Regions from separate parts of the Homo sapiens genome. Here region 1 is linked to region 2. The links are chromatin contacts, found by Hi-C or POLR2A ChIA-PET in ENCODE. All regions are on one chromosome and are shown on one strand. Each heading gives the region's core, a stretch centred on a gene start or an enhancer-like site at or near the end of the contact. The rest is flanking DNA. Distances are from core to core; before and after follow the strand shown.

Region 1 (4,787 bases), core at 1,522-4,021, 200 kb before region 2:
ATTAATATATTTTTGTTTGGAAAGTAAGTATCAAAAAGAAAGTCTTCATTGGCTAAAAATATACTCAAAGATTTTCCTCTCCTCTTCTCAGTAAACTTTCCCATTCATCAAGAACTTGACAGCCGGGTGCGGTGGCTCATGCATCTAATCCCAGCACTTTGGGAGGCCGAGGAGGGTGGATCATTTGAGGTCAGGAGTTTGAGACCCGCCTAGCCAACATGGTGAAACCCTGTCTCTACTAAAAATACAAAAATTACCGAGGTGTGGTGGTGGGCGCCTGTAGTACCAGTTACTAAGGCGGCTGAGGCAGGAGAATTGCTTGAACCCAGGAGGCAGAGGTTACAGTGAGCCAAGATCATGCCACTGCACTCCAGCCTGGGTGGCAGAACGAGGCTCCATCTCAAAAAAAAAAAAAAAAAAAGAAAAGAAAAGAAAAGAACTTGAACACCAGTACCATCTTCCCTAGAGAGTTGATTGATTGGGAGAGATACTTAGCTTAGTCTTAGTCAGAGACGTTGTCCTGGGGGGTGTTATATGTAAGAGGAGCCCTGGAGGATGAGAAGGGGAAGCCAAATGAAGAGGCAGGAGGAAGAGCACCCCAAACAGAGGTAATAGCCTGTGCAAAGGTGGGAGTCAAGCCGTTCAGCATGGTGGGCACAGAGTTTGAGAGATTTGAGAGATGAGTAGCAAAAAGTCAGTAGGCTGGAGGGGCAGGCAGGACCTGGGTTATAAGGAGGACTTAAATGTCACCTGGAGGAGTTTGACTCATCCCTCAGAGTGGTGGGAAGCCACTAAGGAAGTGGCACCATCACATTTATGTTGGAAGGATCTGACTGCAGGGTGGGTGGTAGGATGTGGGGTGAGGAGGTGGACATCGTGGGAAGTGGGAGGCAGGTTGGGACATTGCTGGCAGAGATCATGATGCCAGAGCCGCATTAGAGGGCCGTGGGGCTGGCAGGAAGTGGGGGGATATTTCCAAGGAGGATTTAGTGACTAGTGACTAAATGGTGTAGGGCTGAGGCGGGGGCTGGGCCTGTCTGTCCTCAGTCTCTGGTTCAGGTAAGCACGTGGACAGTGGTCCTAGGCATCCAGCAGGGAACTCTGGAGGAGATGCAAGCTTTGAAACGGGGCTGAGGAGGAGTTCAGTGCTTTGGACACGTTTAGTTCCAGATGCCAGAGAGACATCCAAGAGTGAAGGTTCTAGTAGGCATTTGGATTCAGGAGACCAAAACTCACAGAGTAGTCCTGGCTATAAATTTGGACTGGGACCCAATACAGAGATGGAAACTGAAGGCACAGGAGTAAATGTACTCACAGTGGGAGGATGGGAAGAATGGGAGCAGAGCCATGGGTAAAGCATGTTTCCAGAAGGTTCTCCTGAGAGACCCAGGAAGGAAAGGAGCAAAATTCCATAGGATCCACAAGAGAGGAGTCATTGGCAATTTTCATAAGGACAGTTCCCCTTGTGATATATGGGAAGAAGGCAGATGGCAGAGTTGAAGAATAAGAAGGAGGTGAGAGAGTGATGAATGAATGAATAGCATTCCAGCAAAGTCTTCACATGCCTCCTCTAGGTCTGCTAATTCTGGAGATTCAGAATGGATTTGCCAAGAAAACTCCCAACGACCAGCCAGGAGAGGAATCTTTTCCACCAAGCTCTCTCTGTTTCAGAAAATAACCAATGTGTGTGTTGACCTCAGCATCCCTCCCTAGCAACCAGCATCTGTGTTTAAATTCGTGGGGGAGGGGTGCTATTATCTTGTGGCTATCCACACAGCTTCTGTGGTTACATCTGTTGTTTTTGTCTGTACAATAGCCATTTGTCATCATTTGGCTATTAACACCTCGATCTGGCTGGGACTCACTCCTTATCCCTGGCTCTGGGGATGGCACGTGTCCCAACCGTGGCCAATAAGACTCAGGCCTGAGATTTTTTGGAAACTATTGAGAAAGAGAAGCACCCCTTAGGCAGGGATGGCTGCCACCACCCCTATTAGGACTGGAGACATCCTGCCAGCAGAGACAGAAACAGATCCAAGAGACAGAGGGAGAAAAACAGTCTTGATAGCACTTCATGAGCTCCTGGATCCAGCCATGCCTGATACCATTTAATCCTTGGGCTTTTCAATTACATGAGTCAGTAAATTATCTATGTTTGCCTGTCAGAAAGGGTTTTGTGAGTTCTAGCACTGAACGAATGGTCCCAGCAGGAACAAACTGCCTAGGGATGGGGGCATAGGAGTGGAGTTGGTGGAGGAGGTTTACTTGATTTCCCCTCAGACATTTCACCAGGCATCTCATCCCCCAAGTTGCTACCTTAGCAATTCTCCCTCCTTTTTGCAGTCATCCTTCCTATTGTTTTTGCTTGTATTCCTATCTTTTTGTAAACTCCTCCTTGCTTAAAAAGCAGCATCTGAGATGCTGGCCTGAGGCCGTCTGCCCTTCCCAAGAGAATACACATGCTTGCTATTCTTTACAGTAAAACCAAGGTCCACATTGTGTTTCCCCAGGGCTCCCAGAACCTGAGTTGAGAGGTGGGGATTTTGCAGGGACTCCATCAGTGTGCAGCATCTGTACCTGCCTCCAGCGACTGCTGACACGAGCGGCCACATCTCCACACTTTCGCCCCACTACCTTATGTGTGCCACAACCCCTCCAACAATGCAAACTCTTGTTCATTTGCTCAGAACATGAATGAATCATGCCAGGGAAACTCCTGGCCACTGGACCACATTTTGCTGTGTTAGCAATAAACATCCCTTCATATTGTCATCATAGCCACAGGGGAAGACAGAGGTCTCCTGGCAGAGGAAGGGCGTGACACATTCCGCACTCTTTCTACTCCCTCCCTATGTCAGCCCTGATCTTTGTTTCCTTCTTTTTGCTTCAGAGCAAGCCTCCTTCTAAGGCCTTTAATTCCATGGATCATATTTTCTGTCTAGCTTCCATTTAATGGCCTGTCATGGGCCCATACCATGCCAGCTCCTGGGCGTAGTGGGGTTTGTGTATTTCAGTGTGGGCTTGCAGAATGACCCTGCATTATTTACTTTCCATCCTCATTGAGAATTATCAGGCTTAGGTGGGTTCCTCCCACCCTTCTTGAACTCTTCTTCCTATCCTCCATCCACCCTCTTCCCTCTATTTTATTCTTCCTGTCTGTCTTTCCTTCTCTCTTTCCTTCCTTTATTTTTTCCGTTTCTGTCGCTTCCTGTCTCCCCCCATGCCCTGGACTTTGGTCCTGTGGTTCCAGTAAAAGGAAAACATAGGGAATAATACGAAAAGCAGCCAGGCTTAGCCAATAAATCCTCTAATGCTTGTAATGGTTTTATTTTCTTCATGTTCATTCTAGTTTAAGAGGTCAATCAACATCTTTGAAATGCTTGTGGTTTACTACATGGAATCTTTAATTGAGGCACAGAAAACTCCTCTCTCCCTCTCTCCGTCTTCCTTCCCTCTCTCTCTTCCTTTCATTTGTTTAATAAATGTTTTTTGAGGGTTTTTTCTGGGGCAGGCCCTGGGCTAACTGCTAGGAATGGTGACTAGAAACATGGGTATGATCCTTGCTCTGATGATCTTACATCTATTGGGAGACACATGTTTTCACCAGATAATTCCACGTAAATGTATTCTCATAACCTCAGCAAATGCTTTGAGTTTCCACGATGGTCTACAGAGACACTGACCCCGACTATGGAGGTGTGGAGGGTTCCTCAAGGAGCTGATTTGAAGGATGAGTTTGCTTTTCTTTTTTTTGAGGGGTGAGGCGGGATGAAATCTCGTTCTGTCCCCCAGGTTGGAGTGCAGTGGCGTGTTCTCGTCTCACTGCAACCTTCGCCTCTCGGGTTCAAGCGATTCTCCCACCTCAGTCTCCCAAGTAGCTGAGACTACAGGCACCTTCCACCATGCATGGCTGATTTGTGTATTTTTAGAAGAAATGGGGTTTGACTATATTGGCCAGGCTGGTCTTGAACTCTTGACCTCAAGTGATCTGCCTGCCTCAGCCTCCTAATGTGTTAGGATTACAGGCATGAGCCACTGCCCCTGGCTTGAAGGGTGAGTTTTCTAGGTGAAGATCAGAGGAAAGAGCATTCCAAGCAGAAGGAACAGAATATGCAAAGGTCCTGGGGTGAGAGGAAGCAAAGCACCTTCATGGAATGTAAGAACAGTGTTACTGGGACAGAGAATGGAGAAGAAGAGGCCAGCGGGTGAACGGGGGCCAGATGTTCAGGACCTTTACCCTAGGTAAGAGTTTGGGTCTTCACTCCAAAAGCAAAGGAATGCCATGGCAGAGTTTCACCTGCCAGTGGAGGTGAGTGGGGATAATCAGTGCTGCATTCCTAAGCTCCAGCCTGGCTCTTGCTGCAATCTGGGTCGGGACGGGAGGCTCCTTGGGTGACCTGGGTGTGCTGGGTCAGATGTGGCATTGGTGCCAGGGTCTGGATTGAGGGTGCCAGGTTATTGTTCTGGCTTTTGGAAAGGGAGATAATCCTGCCTATAAACTTCCTGCGTGGGTTAGAGGATCCTATGAGATTAGCAGGTGGAAGAAGCATCACTGAGTACTGATGAGACCTTTGAACTGGAGACAGACATATTTGACTTTGTTAGGAGATCTTGGGCGGGTTTGCAGTTTCTCTAATCTCAATTACCTTTTCTATAAAATGGGGATATTAACACTAATGAATCTGGGTTATTTCTCTCTGCTGGTCATCCCTTTTTCAATTAGGATATGACCATCCCATGTGTGTCTGGTGGGACTGGCAACCCCTGTTCCCCCAATCCCTATTGGG
Region 2 (5,209 bases), core at 39-2,538:
GAGACCAGCCTGGCCAACATGGTGCAACCCCGTTTCTACCAAAAAATACAAAAATTAGCCAGGTGTGATGGTGTGTGCCTGTAGTCCCAGCTACTCAGGAGGCTGAGGCATGAGAATCGCTTGAACTTGGGAAGTGGAGATTACAGTGAGCCGAGATTGTACCGCTGCACTCCAGCCTGGGCGACAGAGTGAGACCCTGTCTCAAAAAAAAAAAAAAAAATTCTTAGTTACATGAGAAGCAGGCCAGTGTTGCCTTCATGGCATTCCCAATTGAAGCACTTATCCCTATGAAGTGACAAACTCTATACATACTATAAAGGTTAATAGCTGGCCAGGTGTGGTGGCTCACACTTGTAGTCTCAGCACTTTCGGAGGCCAAGTTGGGGGGATTGCTTGAGCCCAGGAGTTCGAGACCAGCCTGGGCAACACAGTGAGACCCTGTCTCTATGAAAAGTAAATAAATAAATAAATAAATAAATAAATAAATAAATAAATAAAAAGTTTAAGAGCCCAGCCTGTGGAAGCAAGATGACTTTAATTAAAATTAATCCCAGCTGCTTTATGAACCAGCTGTTCTTGGGACGTCTCAGAGCCTCAGCTTCCTCACCTGTAAAATGGGCATGATAGTAATATCTTTCTCAGGGGCTGTTGTGAGGATTTTGAAAAGCAATGAACATAAATGGCTGACATTCCACCAATACACACTGAGTAAAGTGCCTAGAACATTTTCAGCCCTCAATAAATATAACCTATTAAAACACATGTTCTGCTGAAGCCAGAATCTATGATTCTTCCCTCTCACTCTTAAATAGATTTTTAAAAAAGCATTTGATCTAATTATGTTAAAGATATATATACAAGGGGAAGACAGAAAGAAAACATACTATGATCTTTCCTGTTTGTCTACGTGTGTGATGCTATATATAATTTTTATTTTCTTCTTTCAGGCCTCTTGTGTTCCAGATTCTTTTGCAGTGAGCATATATATTAGTTTTACGACCAGAAGATAAGCCTTGACAAATGCTATCTTTAAAAGAGAAGAAAATATCGAGGCAAACTGCAGCATGATTTTATAGAAACTGAGTGAAAAAAAAAAAATCCCAGCTAGATGGAGAATTAGATGTTTTCTGGTCAAGAGCTTATTGGGAGGGAAATGACATCAATTTGGGTTCGCATCAGCTTGAGTGAAAAATCATAATGCAAAATGAAAGTACACGGGGCGGGTGCGGGGAGGGGCGCTGAACCCACGCTGGGATTTTGCCGTGTGAATCATCAAGCTAGAAATGACCTCAGGAGGGCATGTGGCCCCGCCCCCACCCCTCACCTCGGGAAGGTTGCCCAGCGACTTTTCAGGACAAATGAGCAATGGTCCTATTTATAAGCCCTCTAGGAACTAAATCTACACACATTTCCTTCCTCCTAAGCTTCAGGCAGTCTTGATTTAGCTTTTGCAGGTGCCCTCAACTAGCATTCTCCAACCTACTTCTCCTTCTGCCTGGAAGAGGCCTGGGAGTTGTCCCAGATCTTTCCTACCTACCCCTGAAGGACCCTGGGTCCTTGAGCAAAACCAAATCCCCCGGAAGTCAGTTTTGTCAGCTGTAAAATAGGGATAGGAAGGATTTGAAGAATGCCTAGCTGGGAGTGAAAAGGAGGCCTTCCAGTGCCAGAGGCCGTGTCTTTAACCATGTCTATACCTCCCTGGTGGGAAAAGGCAAGACACAAACAGAGGTAGCTTGTTTACAACAAATTGACAGGAATTTGAAGTTGGGGGTGGCAAGCTTGTTAAGAAGAAGCCAAGGCCACAGAGATGGGAAGCAGGAAGGGATTGAGAGGAGAGGGTCCAGAGAAAAACAGAGGCAGCTCAGGAGAGCAATGATTAGCAAGGACATCTCTAGAGCAAGAGAAGCCCCCGGTGTAGGGACAGTCCAGAAAACTCAAGAACCAGGATGCTATATTGCTTTTTTTATTTTTATTTATTTTTTACTTTTTAAAATATTTTGAGATAGAGCCTCGCTCTGTCACCCTGGCTGGAGTGCAGCAGTGCCATCCTGGCTCACTGCAACCTCCACCTCCCAGGTTCAAGTGATCCTCCTGCCTTAGCCTCCCAAGTGCCTGGGATTATAGGTGTGCACCACCACACCCGGCTAATTTTTTGTATTTTTAGTAGAGACAGGGTTTCACCGTGTTGGCCAGGCTGGTCTCAAACTCCTAACCTAAAGTGATCCACCTGCCTCCCAAAGTGCTGGGATTACAGATGTGAGCCGCTGCACCCAGCCAAGAACCAGGATGCTGTGTTCCTGTAATTGACCAGATATGCAGGACTGCAATACCCCTTCCGTTATCCACAAACACTTTTGGGAACCAGCTTTGTGTTCATGATGCTATGAGGCATGGCAGATGTGAGGTGGTCCAGGGGTAACAGAGATGGGGAGAGAGAATGGCAGCTTCAGGAACAGAGGATGATGGCTAAGGACCAGATGACAGTGGTGACCGAGGGCGTAACCCCCACTGACCAGGAGAAGGTATGTCTTTCTGGAAATCTGTGGAGTTTTTGAAGATGTGTCAGAGTGCTGCAGTGGGGCTGAAACCATTTTCTTTGTTTGTTAAAGAGTGATTACTGAGTTCTGAAGAACCTGGGGCTCTCCAGGAGGGAGGTTTTCTGGGTGACAAGTATTAGCAGTGTAAAATGAGTATTAGTGAAGTGCATTGCTAGCAGCATTTTTTTTTTTTTTAAAGGCAGAATCTTGCTCTATCACCCAGGCTGGAGGGCAGTGGCAGGATCTCGGCTCACTACAACCTCTGCCTCCTGGGTTCAAGCGATTCTTGTGCCTCAGACTCCCAAGATTACTCAGGGTTACAGGCACACACCACCATGCCTGGCTATATTTTCAGTAGAGACAGTGTTTCACCATGTTGGCCAGGCTGGTCTCAAACTCCTGGCCTCAAGAGATCTGCCTGCCTTGACCTCCCAAAGTGCTGGGATTACAGGTGTGAACCCCATGCCCAGCCTGCTAGCAGTTTTGATGTTGGTATTGTATTAGTATTAGTATCTATCTTAGTCTGTTTGTGCTGCTATAACAAAATACCACAAATTGGGTAATTTATCAATTTATTTCTCACAGTTCTGGATTCTGATAAGTCCAACATCAAGGAACTGGCAGGTTTTGTGTCTGGTGAGGGCCCAGTCTCTGCTTCTAAGATGGTGTCTTGAATGCTGTGCCCTCCCACGCAGAAGGCAGAAGGAAAGGCAAAAAAAGAACCAAACTGCCTCCATCAGGCCCTTTTGTGATAGCATTGATCCATTCATGAAGGCAGAGCCCTCCTGATCTAAACACCTCCCCAAAGGTTCCACCTCCCAACACTATTGCATTAAGGATCAAGTTTCCAACACATGAATTTTGGGGGACACATTCAGATCACAGAAATATCCATATTCCTTCCCCTCCCTCAAGTCCTGGATGAGCTCCTACGTGTATTCTCCTAGGGCCAAATCAATGAACCACTGCCCAGACCCTGCCTCCCTGCATGTTGATGAGAGTGGCATGTGGTATTGAATTAAAAGCCCTCCAGAGGCGAGGAGATACACTTATTGCTCCCTTATCCGCATGCCAGGTCACTTCATCATGAGAGGAAATTAAATTGGCTTGGAATGAATTGCTCCTCCCAAAGCCATGCTGGTCCCTAAACCTTCCTAGATGGCTCCAAAGCTGAAGGGTTGATTATCTATTGCAGCATAACAGATTTCTGCTCAGTTAAATAGCCCAAAGTGACAATACACTCACAGTTTATTCTCTCACACAGTTTATGGTAGGCAGGAAAGAGGGAGTGGCTCATTGCATGGTTGTGGCTTGGGGTTGCAGTCAGGAGGTCACCTGGGCCTGTGGTCATCTGAAGATCTGGGCTGGAGAATCTGCTTCCAAGATGGCTCACACCTGCTGGCAGGTTGACAGGGAGGCCTCTGGTCCTTACTTGCAGGACCCCTCCATAGGGCCACTGGAGTGTCCTCATGACATGGCAGCTGGCTTCCTCTAGAATGAATAACCCAAGAGAATATAAGGCAGAGTCACAACGTATTTGTATTAGTCAGTTTTCACACTGCTATAAAGAACTGCCTGAGACTGGGTAATTTATAAAGAAAAGAGGTTTAATTGTCTCAGTTCCACATGGGTAGGGAGGCCTCAGGAAACTTACAATCATGGCAGAAGGTAAAGGGGAAGCAAGGCAAGTCTTACATGGCAGCAGGAGAAAGAGAGAGAGGGGGGAATTGCCAAATGCTTTTAAACCATCAGATCTCATGAGAATTCACTCACTATCATGAGAACAGCATGGGGGAAATCACCCCCATGATCCAATCCCTTCCCACCAGATCCCTCCCTCAACAATTACAATTCGAGATGAGATTTAGGTGGTGACACAGAGCCAAACCATATTTCTCAGCCTCAGAAGTCACGTGCTCTAATTTCTGCAACATCCTATTGGTTACATGGGTCAGCCTTCCTCACCATGGGAGGACACTATCAAGGGCATGAATACCAGGAGGTGGGAATCATTTGGGGCCATCTGACAAGGGCCACTTCCTCTATGCTATAATTCTCAGAACCATTGTTTTTTCTTCTTTGTACATGAGTATAACATTGGCCAATTTTCAGTTATGTAAATAATTATACTAATATTCCCACTTGACATTTGTGCACCAATTTCATCTCCTCAGAGTAATTACTGCCCCATGCTGCAGATGAGAAAATGAAGGCTTGAAGAAGTTAAGTGACGTCTCCGAAGTCCCAAAGTTAAAAAGGTCTGCAGGGCTGGGAACTGTGTTGTGGTTCCTAGTTTAGTGTCCTTTCCATCATACCTCACAGCTGCCATGAAGCCACAAAGACACCTTATGCCTGCTTGTCTTCCAGGGCAAATGGGAATTAAAAAGCAGCTGTAGTGTAGCAAGATAAATCTTATTTTTCTTTAAATTTTTGTATTTCACAGGTGACCCACACTCTTTATGGAAAAGCTATAAAATAGAAATAATTGGGAGTTAAAAAAAATTAAGAAAAGCCATTCCCCCATACTTCTCCCACCCAGATCTACCACTGTTAATATCTTAGTATGTTCCCCTAAGAACAAAGGACATGGTTTTAAAATACGTTACATTAACAGCATTTCCAGGGCAAACTCTGAAGGAAACCTCATCCACTCAGCTTCGCCTGTGGGGAGG

What was found. A loop is a pair of places that touch in the nucleus more often than their neighbours do. ChIA-PET counts read pairs that join two places held with the same protein, here RNA polymerase II (POLR2A). Pooled maps may share reads with other maps.
Region 1: a pooled map shows a loop between it and region 2 (2.1-fold over the local background). The contact joins two enhancer-like sites. A Hi-C loop is called at or near these places in 8 of 168 maps with a recorded cell type or tissue (PC-9, Right ventricle myocardium inferior, aorta and 4 more) and 11 of 50 pooled maps. POLR2A ChIA-PET finds 5 or more read pairs at or near these places in 3 of 52 experiments (MCF 10A, activated CD4-positive, alpha-beta T cell and activated CD8-positive, alpha-beta T cell).

Annotation. Positions count from the first base shown.
Region 1 is chr3:72,677,020-72,681,806 of GRCh38, reverse strand. All of the region lies in intron 5 of LOC105377161 (a long non-coding RNA gene), which reads left to right. Among named protein-coding and RNA genes, the nearest start is that of SHQ1, 170 kb to the left of the region's middle. Within about 2 kb of position 2,771, at least 2 of the 41 ENCODE cell types and tissues checked have a DNase peak (open chromatin) inside an H3K27ac peak, as active enhancers do.
Region 2 is chr3:72,479,175-72,484,383 of GRCh38, reverse strand. No RefSeq gene overlaps it. Among named protein-coding and RNA genes, the nearest start is that of RYBP, 35 kb to the right of the region's middle. RefSeq lists an enhancer at 1,375-1,875. Within about 2 kb of position 1,288, at least 16 of the 41 ENCODE cell types and tissues checked have a DNase peak (open chromatin) inside an H3K27ac peak, as active enhancers do.